4 separate regions of the Homo sapiens genome follow, and regions 2, 3 and 4 are each linked to region 1. A link is a loop called in an ENCODE intact Hi-C map of the cell type or tissue named here. Cell type or tissue: A673. All regions are shown on one strand. Links, peaks and the distances in the headings refer to the core of each region. The heading gives the core; the rest is flanking DNA.

Region 1 (3,502 bases), core at 267-2,766:
CTTGGGAATCATTTGTATTGCATTAGAACATTAGATGACTTTTACGAAAATATAGTATTTCATACGTATGCGTTATAGTGAGTTTATTGTTCATTACTAGATATTCATGCACATACCTTGAAACTATAGTACTAAGTTGATAGTCTATAATTTCTTCTTCTTTTAAGACTGTTGCTGGGTTGTTACACCACCATGAGATGTAACTGCTAAAATTTAGCACAATATTGGGAGCATTCAGTCAAGCCTTATAGAGCCTTATAAACTTAGAATTGCTTTTGAATGTGTAGAGTTTCCCATTTAGAGACAAAAAGAAAAGACTATGCATCATGTTTATAATTTCTCACTATGACAAATAATCAACTCTGTGAAATTTTCAAACATTGCATTGTTAACTTTTAAACAGGATGCAGTTCTGGCCCTGGCTTGTTAAGATCTGAAATCATCACAGAGTGCATGCAATTCTATTAGCCAATTCTGTTAAGTCTAATTATATTAATATGCAATCCCAGCCTTTGTATCGAATTCTTCCAAGTAGATGAAGTTTACATAGGAAACCAATTGTTGAGTATCAGTTTGAATTACTATTTCATTTTACATATTCCAGGCTCTAGAACCTACTTGCAAATACATTTTTGAATGCAAAAGACATTCGGATGTAAAATAGATGTTTAATTTTCTGTTTTATTATTTCTTTTTTTGAGACAGGTTCTCACTCTCTTGCCCAGGCTACAGTGCAGTGGCACAGTCTTAGCTCACTGCAACCTCTGCCTCTGGGCTCAAGTGATCCTCCCACCTCAGCCTCCCGAGTAGCTGGGACCACAGGTGTGTGCCACCACACCTGGGTAATTTTTAAAAATTTCTTGTAGCGACAGCGTTTCATCATGTTGCCCAGGCTGGTCTCAAACTCCTGTGCTCAAGTGATTCTCTCACCTTTGCCTCCTAAAATGCTGGGATTACAGGTGTGAACCACCATGGATAAATGGTTTAAATGCTTTAAATTTATCCAATGTGTATGACTTCTAAAGAGCCATAAATCTGAATATATAAATGTCCAGATTATTAAAATCAACTTAAAATTTTATTCTCACCTACATATATTAAATACATAACTTGTGTATATTGGAAAATTATTCCTGACTATATTTCCTTAACTACAAAATAAAATACTAGGGATGACAACCAAGAAGAAAACTATTAAATAAAAATCAAATTTGTGCGAAACTCATTGCCCTACATAAGCCTCATATCTGTCACTACTCATTGCAGCTTTGCTTTGTGTGGTAGACACAGATCATGCTCTGTTTAAGTACATGCCTTAAATCCATACCTGAGCCAATCTGTAGTAGATTAACGTACTTCTTTGGAATAGACACAAGACTGTATAATGCAGACAGTCTGGAAACTGGATTTTGAGCAATAAGCCTGGGTACAAGGTAACTAATTCCTTTCGTTCTTCACCCAGTGGTAGATGCAGCACAGACACAGATTAGTTCTAACTGAAAAAGAATAAAATTAGCCAAGTGGCTGGCGCCCCCTGTAGGCAATCTGTAGTGTTTATCCAGGCATCCCCATGGATCCAGATTTCAGAGCCTTAGTTTAAGAATCAGATGAGTAATTTTAGAATATATATGTGAGGGATAAATTAATATTTGCATCAATATTAAGGTTTTTGCATGGTATAGCATTAATCTTTCTTACAAAGAACAATCTTAATATTGCATCTCTAGGATTGCAGGTCTATTTCTGTGGATGTAGCTATAATGAGTGATATCCTTCAGCAGCTTGTACCTAACCCACATATAATTTTGGTCTAATTTTATATTTCATAGATTCAGTTATTTTGTGGTCCAAAACTCTAATCCCTAAAAGAGACGTAAAATTTCACCTTCACTTAGGGAGGGAAAGTGAAATAGCATCGCTTATTGTCTCTCATATTAAATTATGATTTGACCCAGGTCATTTTACCTTTGCCCTTTTGGCCACAGCAAAATTTGTATCAGGTTGTGGGGAAAATTAGGATCATGAAAATTAATAGACCCAAATTAAAACTAAGGGTAATTAAAACTGAACACAGTAGAATTTTGTTTACTGAAGATTAATGAGACAATCAAGCTTTCTGGACAAAATTTAAACCTGGACCTGGGGAATGTTGACTTAAATCTATAAAATAAAAATCACAGTAACATAAAATATGATTAGTAAAACTTGACATGAACCCCAGACTGATGAATGGATCAAAGTTTATTGTGACATGTGCATAAAATTAAAACAATTCTGGAATGAGTCAAATGAAAATAGAAATATCAGAATTTAACTGGGATGAATAGCAAACATAAATAATTATTAAAATTTAGTTGAATTTTCTCTAAGAATTTGCCAGTGGTCTTTCATTGATGGCACAATTGATACCAATAGATTTCTTTGTAATAATTTAAAAAAACACAAGAATTTCATGGTCAAAACTTAGGATCACAAATATCCACTTGTTCATATCAGGGGGTTTGAGATGGCAAGGTGAAAACACCTACCCCTCTCATGTACAACGTCATGGCAGAGAAGCCTTCTCTCTCACCATGCTTATGCTTGTATGCATGGTGATGCATACAAGCATGTATATGCATGCTTATGCTTGTATGTAATGGCCAGTTTATTTGTTTTATTTTTTCATGCATGCTTATGCTTGTATGTAATGGCCAGTTTATTTCTTTTATTTTTTCCTTATATTGGTCATTCATATGAATGAATCATTTTCACATGTTATTTCATATGAACATTGAAGTGACTATGTGAATTAGATATTACCCCATTTCATGGCCCAAAGAAATGAAACAAGTTTCCAAAGTATTCATATGTAATAGGTGGCTCAACTAGTCTAGAAACACAAGCTATCCTAATTCCAGCTTTTAAATCTTTTCACTACACCACAGCCATACCTGGCAAATGTGGATGAACATTTACCTTAAGCAGTAAACCCTAAAAGACAATCCTTTGTTACTATAATTGGTGGTTCCTATCATCCCTCTTTCTTGAAGCTGCTCTAGGTCATGCCGTATGACGAGTCCTTCATGAATCTTCATGACTTCATAATCCTTTGTCCAAAGTGGGGTAACAGGAATTCTGTCCATAGGACCAGGATTCGGAAGAACAAGTTGCTGTCTGTAGGACTGTCATCTAAAAACTGAACTCCAATGTGGGATTTCACTTCTCTGAACCTCAATTTCCTTATCTATAAAATTAGGCTAATCTTATCTACTTTGTTTATTTTACAGGGCTGTTTTATTTACCAATAAATAAGCTTCTAGAGATGAATGACAACATCTTCATTACTTTTTAGCCTCTGAGCATACTGTAGTGCCAGACAGAAAATGTGGTAAAGTGTGAAGAGCAAATGAGACGATATTTGAGAAAACAGCTTGTAAAATATAATTTTCTACAAAGAATACAAAGTGATTATTTTTATTGGCGATTATTGTGCTTTATTTGGAAGACTTATTCTTCCTTC
Region 2 (3,502 bases), core at 459-2,958, 180 kb before region 1:
AAATAATGATATTATAAACAAACTTTGACTGTGCCTAACAGGACAGTGAGGGGTTACAGTTCTGTTTGTTCCAAATATAAACTATCAGGTCAGATTTGACTTTATCAACTAGGCACTGGGTTTTATGAAGACAAATCCGACTTGTGTGAAGCCAACTTTTAACTCCTAGATAATATCTTACCTAGAAAGAGATAATCTGATTTATCTTCCAATGTACAATGGGCCTTTTTCCTAAGGCACAGTGAGGAGGACTTCACTAAGGCACATATCACAACATTTCTCCTCTTTCATGCCCCTTAAGCCCCCTAATTTTTCTCTAAAGATGATGGTCTCTTGGTTACAGAGGTACCCCAAATCACTTTTTTAAAGTAAGTAAATGGCCAGGCACAGTGGCTCATGCCTGTAATCTGAACACTTTGGGATGCCGAGGCAGGTGGATCACCAGAGGTTGGGAGTTCCAGACCAGCCTGGCCAACATGGTGAAAACCTATCTCTATGAAAAATACAAAGATTAGCCGGGCATGGTGGCAGGCACCTGAATCCCAGCTACTTGGGAGGCTGAGGCAGGAGCATCACTTGAACCTGGGAGGTGGAGGTTGCAGTGAGCCGAGATTGCATCACTGCATTCCAGGCTGGGCCACAGAGTAAGACTCTGCCTCAAAAAAATTTATAAAATAAATAAATAAGTAAATAAAATAAAGTAGGTAAAATGCACATTGCATTCATGTCTATGACAATTGTGGGTGCACATGGATTAAAGAGCTCTAGAATTCTAAAAGGCTTGCTACAAAACATCATTCCCTTGCTGTTCCACTTCCAGTCTACTCCCCCTCCCAAAAGGAACCACTTTGAATTTCAATACAAGTTTATTAGGGAATTGTGCTCTATATCTCTAAGGAACATGCTTATATTGTTCCTTTTTAAACTTTTTTCCAGCTTAGGCTTTATCTGCTAACTTCCATCTGTGGCAGAGATAGAGATGGCTTCCTTTCCTACCTTTCACCATTCACCTCCACCCTCAATATTCCTTCTCATCCTCAGACTCCCAGTAAAGTTATATCTTAATTTGTTTAGATCAATATTCAGTGTTCTCACTACTGAGTTAGAACATACTATGGTTATTATTTATGTAGTATAATTTCCACTCTCCCAACCCCCACTCCAGAATTCATAATTATCTTGTGCTTTGTTTTCATAGCTTTAACATACTTAAGTCTTCATCATCTGCCTATTCGACTGGTGCAAAAGTAATGGCGGTTTTTGCAATAATAAATGTCCTCCCAATTGTTCAGACGCATCTGTCCATTTCTTCTTTTTGAGGAACTCTCAGAGACTCCTGACCTGCCCTCACCTGGATGGGTTGGCTGCTACACACTGAGCAGTGCAGTCACTAAGGGTCTCCTTTCACCACCATTTTGAGGATTTCCTGTACTTCCCTTTCTTACTGCTTTACCAACTTCCTGACTCTCCTGTCTGCTGTATTCCCTCCTTTTGGTGGGTTATATTTTTCAGTAGCTTCTTGAGAAAGGATTCATGGGAGCTAAAATTAAAATTTTATGTGTTAGAAAATGTTTTGGTTCCATTTTCTCACCTAATTTGTAGTTTGGTTAGGTATGCAACTCTAGGTAAGGAAATGTTTTCTTCCAGAATTTGAGAGCATAGCTCTATTGTCCTCTAGCTTCCAAGGCTGCTTTTGACAAAGTCTGATGAATTCTGGTAGCTAATCCTATTAGATTAGCTATCGCTACCCCTCCCTCCCTTTCTCTCACTCTCCGGAAATTCATAGGATGTTCTCTTTTGTCTGCAGTGATCTGAACTCTCCTTATATTGTTTGTTTGTCTTTTTGCTCTAATTCTTAGGCTGTGTCTTTATATTCAAGTGAAATATTTCTATTGGCAGTAAATAATAATAAAAATATTCCAAAATGCAGCCGTAATAAATTAGACACAGAATTCAACACAAAAACCATTCAGACGCTTTACTGGTGATCCTGCCATTAAGGATGACACAAACCCTGTCTGTTGTTGCCTACTAGGATAATTATTGCAGATCAGTGAGGAGCCAGAACACCAAGGCATTGTAGAACGCCAACAGTAGGCTAGAATGTAAAGGAGGAAAACCTAGAAAAGAGCAGGTTTGGCTTCAGCCGTCCCTCAGACCTAATTACCATTCCCAAAGGGACACGAACACCATATTTAAAGCATTCATCTAACTTACAGAGGGTGAGGCTTGGCTGTGGGAGGGCCCTGCAGCCAGCATACCTGAGGTCAGATGAATCACTTAGCATGGCTTTGGAATGTTCTGTCTGAGGCTGGAGTCAGGCTCATAAGGGCTTCTTTGCATTTTAGGGGCCCAGCCAAGTAGACTAATGCAAGGAAGTCTTTATATCCCAGAGTAAGGAATTGTGGCATAAATCAAGAAGGCAATGCTGAAAACCCAAATTACACAGATGAAATGAACCAGAGAGGTAAGGGCAAAGGCGAGCCTAAGCTGACCCTCAGGCATCCTAAGTGCTTGATCGGAGACGACATGATTCATACCTAACCCCACCAGCTGTGAGCCACTCATAAACAACCAGTCTGTCAACACTGTCTCAGAAGTGGGAAGAGTTGATTCTGCAAGCTGAAACTCTTCAAAGGTACAGATGAGTATCCTGAGAAGAGGCAGAAAGGGGCAATAGTGAGTATTTCAGACCTCTAGAGACCATCCATCACTTTCACCACCAGATATCAACTTTATTTTACCTTTCATGGATCCTGTTCTCTTGTTTTCATAGATCTTCCTCTCATACCTTTTTTAAAAAATACAGTCTCACTCTGTTGCCCAGGCTGGAGTGCAGTGGTGCAATCAGGACTCACTGCAATTTTGGCCTCCTGGGCCTAAACAATCCTCCTGCCTCAGCCTCCTTAGTAGCTGAGACTACAGTTATGTGCCACCACATCCTGTTATTTTATTATTTTTTTTAATAGAGATAAGGTCTTACTATGTTGCCCGGGCTGGTCTCAAATTCCTGGGCTCAAGTGATCCTCCCAACTCAGATTCCCAAAGTGCTGAGATTACAGGTGTGAGTCATTGTGCCCAGCCTCATACCTTATTTTTAATCCTTTCTCAATAGCCAGTTTTATCTTACCTGTACCTATATTTCCAAAAATTTGCCTAAATTTCCTGTGGTTGCTCAGAACTCTACAGCTCTCCTCAATTTCAAATTGTAACTTGAAATTGAACCTGAAATCTTCCTAAGATTTACCAACAGACCAGCATGATCAGTACATCCTGGTTATTTTTTGTCCTTTGGCAACCATTTGTATGCTTATTAAAACTTGTCTCCCTCTTTCATAGCAGCCTAAAATTTCTTGAAGCAAAGGCTGTCTTTCATTCATCATGTCACTCAAACACCCTATACACACAGCTTCAGCACAGGTAAACCAGCACAGTGAGTAAACCTGGCTCCATCTGACCCATTCTACACAATTCCTTCCCCTAGACGGAGTCTTGGTCTTCA
Region 3 (3,502 bases), core at 614-3,113, 560 kb before region 1:
TTGATATTCCAGAGAACCGGCGCCCTGACCCTGGCACTTGCCTAGCTCAGTTTCTAATTAAAAATGGCAAAACTGTTTGGGGATTGGATCTGGCTAGTGCAGGAGAAAGAGGGACCTGGAGGCTGGCTGATCAGGACTGCTGTAATCTCCGAATACGGAGCTGGCGGCTTCGACGGCCAAAAGAATAGAAAAGAGCAAAATGACTCATGATAAGGTCCACTTGTTTTGCGGGACCTCACCGCAAGTGTAGATGGGCACTGGGGTACAGTGAGCGGTCCTGGCAAAGAAGGAGAGGAGAGCGGCTGGATGAGCATTCAGAGAGCCCTTCGGAAACGACCTTTTTCCAAATCCAAAGGAAAAACAGGCTCAGGCAGAGACCGGGCGTTGAGTAGGAGCTCCCCAGTTCGTGCCTGGGAAATTAACAGGGAATGGCACATCAATCGCGGCCAAGCCCCCAGCCTCCCCGGAGTCCGCAGCTCCGGCTTTCTCTTCTCTGCTAAGTGCTGCATGGCCAAGGGTTGCGAACGCGAGCAGAAAATGCGCCTCTCACTGTCGCGAGGGATTCAGACAGTCAAGCGCCAAGGCAGCCCGAGGCTCCCCAAAGCCTCGCTCGGCCGCACGCGGGCAGGAATCTGCGCTTGCACTCGGGCTCAGCTCCTCATCTTCCTTTGGCCAGAGACAGAGAGAGCAGGCAGGAGGGGTGTGTGTGTGTGCGTGTGTGTGTGTGTGTGTGTGCACGCGCGCTGTCCTGTGATGAGCGCGTACCCGCATCCCCGCGCTTAGCCGCTGGTGCTCCCTCCCTCCGTCTGTCCCTCCCGGGCCGGTCCCCTCCTCCCCTGGCTCTTCTCTCCCGGAGCTTTGTCCTCAACAATTACTCTCGCAAAAGGTGGGTGGGGGTGGGGGGGTGGGCATCTCCACAGTAATGAATAGGTGTCTGTTTTAAATTGCCTCCTCGAGACCCTCAAATGCTAGAGGCTGCGGGGAGGAGGACCCTCCTTCTGCCCAGAAGATTGACTTGGGCTTTCTATAGCAGTTTGGGAGACCTATGCGGACGGGAAAGGGGAAGTTCAGGGGGCATCCCTTACTGGGTAGAAAGTCTGCCTAACAGCAGCACTGCTGACCTGAAATGTGCTAGCTGAATGCACTGCATGAAGCAAGGTGTACAAAAATGAACAATGATGTCTTGTCAATTACACGACAGTATTTTAAAGCTATTACTCAAGTGACTTTTGTCTGGCATAGGGTGGGGGTAGATTAATAGAGATAAATTTATGTGCGTTTTATTAATGTCTAAATTAATTAAATATTCTCTTTGCATTTATTTACATTTCTTGTCCAGAGAGTCAGGGCCATGTATTACTGCTTCATTTTAATTTTCTCCTCAACAGACAGATCTATGCTTGAAAAAGCAGATGTAAGGAAGGGATACATACACACACATACACATGGGTTATGTTGGTGGATAGGCTAACGGATCTAAATCTTTAAACTTTTCTGCACTTCTAAATCTATATCTGTTATTTGCAAGTGAGTCGTGATGCAGTTTGCGCAGCTCGCAGGAAAGTGGATGGTGCATTTTTAAGATATTGCCAATTCACAACACTCTGGCCTTTGCTCATTAATCTGAGTATCACTTCTTTCTCTTAGTAATAATTTCCCCTGTTTAGGAACATGGCAGGAAACTTACAACGAGAAAGCATAGTTCACTCTATAAAAGGACCAGTAGGAGGTGCCCTTAATAAGGCCAAGTGTCTAGTTTACTGGCAGAGAAATTCCCATTCAGCCGGGTGTTTTAAAGACTTTGTTGATTGGTAACAAAGGATTATGGAGACTAGCACAATAGCACTGGGCCCTTTCCCACTTTCTAGGTAAAGTCTGAAGCTGCTGTAGATTTGTATGAAACTGTGATGATTTAACAAAGGACAGCCCTGAAAAGTGTCAGTAGAGAGTGAGGACTTGATGTTGGGGGAGGAGGATGGTGACTTTTTAGTTGGCTTCTGTAAGATGTCATCTTCTTATATATTTGACATGAGCCACAGGCACAGGAACCTTATAGAGTCTCAGGGGATCTCAGATAAGATAACAATTTTGGATGTTGGATGTTAATGAGTGAAAAATGAGGCATACATATTAATTAATTCTTCATACATGTTTGGGTTCCATTGCATTGAAAAAAATCTGTGAGTGTTTAATGTAGTCTGGATATGCTGAAATGAGGCTGGTCGCCCTCCCTAGGCGACCTCTTCTCATTCCCCCAACCAAAGCAGATCAGATGCCCCCATGTGGGTTTGCTTTTGAGTGGCGGGAGTATGGCAGAGCCTGAGGGCTCGGGGTAGGCTGGCAGTCCACTCCTCTGTGAGTGCCGCAGTATAAATCACCAGTACCTGTCAGTGTCCATTTCCCACACAGCAGCAGCTGCCCTCTGAGTTATAAAGCATGGGAAACGGCCACCACATGTGTTATATGTGAATATATTAGGCTTAGTGCCTTTGCTTTAATGCTCTTAAAAGCCAGGCTGGCTTGAGATGCTGATAGGCATTTTTTTCTGGGGAGAGATTTATAACTTCTCAGTGTGTATGACTTAAATTTATTCTCTGGCAAGTTAACCTCTTAGCAAACTTCCTTATTGTTTTCATTGAAGAGGAAGAGCCTTAATCCTACCTAAATTCCTGAATGAAGCTCTGCTGAAAGTTTCTGCTAGAGTACAGGATATTTGCAGGCTGTAGTATGGTTTCCTAAACCAATGGGAAGCTTGACAAGATATATGGGGAGGTGATTTTTTGGTGGGGAGGCGGGGATATTTTTACTTGTTTTTAGAGAGGGAAGTTGTGATACTGCATCTTCTAAAGGAATTCTAGCAACTCAGTTATCTCAAAAGCATCTTTAATGAGAGGAAATGTTTCTCGCTTCCAGTTTCATACATCTAACAGTCTGGGATTCTTCAAATGCATATAATATGCTCCTGGAATGTTTGCAGCTGCACGCAGTAGGGTCATCTAGCAGGATCACTGTCATTTGGAAATGAGCCCTGATTTAAATTTTGACTTGCAGACAAAACACTTATCTTTACCTGGTGCGGCATGTTTAAAAGCAGTGCTGAAGTTTCTGAACAGAATATTTCTTTCCATGGGAGACTGTGCCCTAAGATTACATTTTAAAGTAAGTGTTCTTACCATTTCTTTGGAGAATTTGCCATCCCAAACTTTGCATGTGAAACTTCTTCTTCATGATTCTACCAGTAAAGATAACTATTTAAAGAGAATGCAGTTGTTTCCGGGTATTTCTTTAAAATTAAAATTCAATGTCCACATCCACACACAAACAAGGAGGATTTCCACCCCCTCATACCTTCTCCTTCAAATAGCTGACTTTGGTGTGAATTATGATAGCTCTAATTACATAAGGGCACTTGCAATTTCCCTAGAGAATGAGTTCTTGCCTGATTACAGATCTTCCTACTTTCCATAGGAAGTTTCTGGCCCACACTACTATCAGAAACTTG
Region 4 (3,502 bases), core at 380-2,879, 1.2 Mb before region 1:
TCCAAGATGTAATCCAGGTCTGCCTGACTCTGCGGATGCATTTCCCACAGACACACACTCCTTCTGGCTGTACAAATGGCAGGCAGCCAACAGCTCCAGCTCACAAAGACAAGGCTCCCGCCTGAACAGCATGCAGCTCTCTCAAGTCTGGCCTCTGCTGAGAACCTCTGTCCCGCTGCCGGACCTGCAACCCCAAGGCTCCTGCCCTGTCAGTGGCTTCAGTGTGGTCACTGTGGTGAGGAAAATCTGTCCCTTTGCGAAGACACTGAGGCAGGGCCTGGATCTAAGCCGTATCTTCCTCAGCTGCAGTGCCAGCACAAAAGCAAACAGCCTCACAGGGGGCCATTCTGTCAGGAAGATAAATGCTGTCTCATTGATTCCCTCACCGAGGAGCTTGTCTGAAATGGCAGCTGCTAGACAGAAACGCTTTGAAGATTGAACCCAGGAGTCCAGTTCCAGCCTCTCTTTCAGTCTTGACTAGCAATTCAAACTCGCGTGACAAATTTAAGTCCATGTCACTGCCTAGGATAGAAAGTAAACTCGGTGAATGACACAACTTGCCAGGGATATCCTTAGACCGTTGCCACGTTGCCAGTACCAGGACAGATCCTACTGGCTACTATCTGCTGTAGGATTTACAGCCAGTCCCATCCCAGAATTTGCATGGGTCACAATGTCCTTCAAGGGCAAAGGGAAGTCCTGAAAAGGCAATGAAGTTCGAAAAAGGAGAGTACAGAGCGTCTCACTTGTCAGGACACGGGGAAGGGAGAAGGGTCCCTCGGAGTCCTGTGTATGAGTGTGTGACTGATACACACACTCATGAATGTGCATCGGGGTCCTATGTATGAATGTGTGAGTGATACATACACTCATGAATGTGCATCGGGGTCCTATGGATGAATGTGTGAGTGATACATACGCTCATGAATGTGCGTTGGGATCCTATGTATGAATGTGTGAGTGATACATACACTCATGAATGTGCATCAGGGTCCTATGGATGAATGTGAATGATACATATGCTCATGAATGTGGGTTGGGATCCTATGTATGAGTCTGTGAGTGATACACACACTCATGAATGTGCGTCGGGATCCTATGGATAAATGTGTGAGTGATACACACACTCATAAATGTGCATCGGGGTCCTTTGTATGAATGTGTGAGTAATACATACACTCATGAATGTGCATCGGGGTCCTCTGTATGAGTGTGTGAATGGTACATATACTCATGAGTGTGCATCAGGGCTTTTGTTTTTGTTGTACCAGCTAACAGCATCACACCAGCTATCCCGGTGTCACTGTCTTGTATCAACTGCTGTTCACATCAGAGGGCGAGGACTAAGGCAACTACCCCCAATTCCCTGTGTGCCAAGGAAGTGGCCTAATGTCGTGGGTGAGATGGAGTATGAGCAACAGCAGATGATCACATCCAGGGGTGCACCCCGCCCCTGGCATTTCCACCTGGCCCCTCAGTGGAAGAGGTTAGTGCAGTGAGAGATTTCTCCACGAGGTGGCGCTCATAGCTTAGCTTTATTTTTACTTTCATTGATGGGAAAATTTGCCCTGCTACCGCCGCCGGAGAACGCACATGACTTATGCTTTCTAATTCATGTGCAGATTTCGTGTACTGTCATGTTTGGGGTTCTATTGAATTTTGTACAATTACAACTTATTCTTTCCCTCTGGGACCTTGGCAAGCAACACTATACAAGGATAGGCATTATAACCTGTCGGGTGGGGGGGCGGTGGGGGGGTCATTATTTTATCACACACACAGAAACACACACACATATACACACTTGCTTTAGGGATAAATTCTGCCATTTTATTTTTTCCTGGTCCTCATCGTGGTCAGAATGGTGTGACCAGCTGATACCCTTTGTTTACTAGAACCCAGTACAGCAACACCAGTTCAGTATTCATGTCCATTACATGGTGGACAAAGCTTGGATTGGCAGCCTCAAAAAATGCTCACCCACCCTGAGGCTTAGCGATCAAAGCTCAGAGGAAAACAGCTGGTGGCAGGCTTGTCTTTAAAGGAGGATATCAGAACTGGTATGTGTGTGAGATGCTGTGGCTGGGTTTTACATGGTGGCTGTCTCTGAAGAAGCTACCTGTAGGGCTGAGCTGACTGAGGTGCTTGGAAGCCTTATAGTAATACTACTGGATATGATCCAGTTATTAGGGTTTAAAATAACAGATGTACAATATCATCCCTTTCCTCAAGGAAAAATCCAGTCTACTAGAGACGATAAGAAATTTAGTCAATCCAGTAACACAAAAGGTAGTTTCTGCTAAGTACATCATGTCAACAAATTTGCTCTGAGAGTTCATAGGAAAACCTATCCCTGTGTCTTGGAATACAACAGTGCCTCGCACAAGCAGAACTCAATATTAATTCCCTACAGCTGGGGAAGCGTTCAGGGAAGGATAGACCTAGGTCAGGCTTTGACAGGATTAGGAATCAGGCAGGGCAGGAGAGGGCATGACCGGGGAAGTGGGAAGGGAATTCTGTAATAGATCATCTATGTAGACCTGGTAAACCTCGGATAGCTGGAGCTCAATTAATTGGCACCCTCAGTAATAGGTGGTTCCTTTAAAAATTCTATTTCATGAAAAGACAAAATCACAGTAAGATGACAGTTCCTTACAGTATAGAAGGATGATGTCCCCGAAGCCCAGCAGAATGATTAATCTTTAAGGCAGTATTTATTTTTATTCTTATTAAATACTGAGAGTGACCTCATTCATTCAACACATTTTTTTTTTTTTATTATACTTTAAGTTCTAGGGTACGTGTGCACAATGTGCAGGTTTGTTACATAGATATACATGTGCCATGTTTGTTTGCTGCACCCATCAACTCGTCATTTACATTAGGTATATCTCCTAATGCTATCCCTCCCCCAGCCCCCCACCCCCCAACAGGCCCCAGTGTGTGATGTTCCCTGCCCTGTGTCCATGCATTCAGCACATGTTTATGCAAATATTTATGAAAATATTTATGGAGTATTTTCATTGTGCTGAATGTTTTGTGGGAAACTAAGATGTATCAGGCAGGATTGTCTTCTCTGGAGACTTTGTGGTAGGAGAAAAGACAATAAATGTGAATATCACGATAATGTCAGAGAAAAGACAAAGACTCTACGGTAAGTACGGAAAAGTATAGAGCAAGACAAAAATTATTTCAGCTGAGGGTTCAGTGGTAGGATGTATTCATATAAAGATAAAAGGAGAGGAAGAGATTTTTGCATTAAGAAATGGCAAGCACAAAATAAAGAAGTCTGCAAGAAGAGACTGAATGGGGAACACAGAGTAGGAGAGCAGACATAGTGAGCAAGGCTGCTGCAAGCTTAGGTGAGAGCCATATGTCAGGCAGCTTTGCATGGCAGGTTAAAGAGTTTCAGTTCAGCTGGGCGCGGTGGCTCACGCCTGTAATCCCAGCACTTTGGGAGGCCGAGGCGGGCGGATCACGAGGTCAGGAGATTGGAGATTGC

Evidence for each region. Hi-C counts contacts between places; a loop is a spot of excess contacts. Peaks named below come from ENCODE experiments on the same cell type or tissue, not always from the same donor. Only the 100,000 strongest peaks of a DNase experiment are listed, where the experiment ranks them.
Region 2: a loop joins it to region 1, with 2.1 times the contacts of the local background. A loop is called at or near these places in 14 of 110 quality-filtered maps.
Region 3: a loop joins it to region 1, with 5 times the contacts of the local background. A loop is called at or near these places in 5 of 110 quality-filtered maps.
Region 4: a loop joins it to region 1, with 6 times the contacts of the local background. A loop is called at or near these places in 6 of 110 quality-filtered maps.

Annotation. Positions count from the first base shown.
Region 1 is chr18:52,902,526-52,906,027 of GRCh38, forward strand. All of the region lies in intron 2 of DCC (DCC netrin 1 receptor), which reads left to right. Among named protein-coding and RNA genes, the nearest start is that of MIR4528, 330 kb to the right of the region's middle. In A673, for the core only: a CTCF peak has its summit at 1,535 (motif pointing left); a DNase peak (open chromatin) is centred at 1,506.
Region 2 is chr18:52,721,365-52,724,866 of GRCh38, forward strand. The region is part of intron 1 of DCC (DCC netrin 1 receptor); the gene reads left to right. Among named protein-coding and RNA genes, the nearest start is that of DCC, 380 kb to the left of the region's middle. In A673, for the core only: no CTCF peak of the experiment used is centred there; DNase peaks (open chromatin) are centred at 1,757 and 2,037; H3K4me3 peaks cover 1,484 bases; H3K27ac peaks cover 2,188 bases.
Region 3 is chr18:52,341,567-52,345,068 of GRCh38, forward strand. The region is part of intron 1 of DCC (DCC netrin 1 receptor); the gene reads left to right. Among named protein-coding and RNA genes, the nearest start is that of DCC, 3.1 kb to the left of the region's middle. In A673, for the core only: a CTCF peak has its summit at 1,723 (motif pointing right); DNase peaks (open chromatin) are centred at 675, 1,055, 1,745 and 2,575; H3K4me3 peaks cover 2,419 bases; H3K27ac peaks cover 2,459 bases.
Region 4 is chr18:51,666,794-51,670,295 of GRCh38, forward strand. No RefSeq gene overlaps it. Among named protein-coding and RNA genes, the nearest start is that of LINC01630, 280 kb to the left of the region's middle. In A673, for the core only: a CTCF peak has its summit at 1,481 (motif pointing right); a DNase peak (open chromatin) is centred at 1,558; H3K4me3 peaks cover 165 bases; H3K27ac peaks cover 638 bases.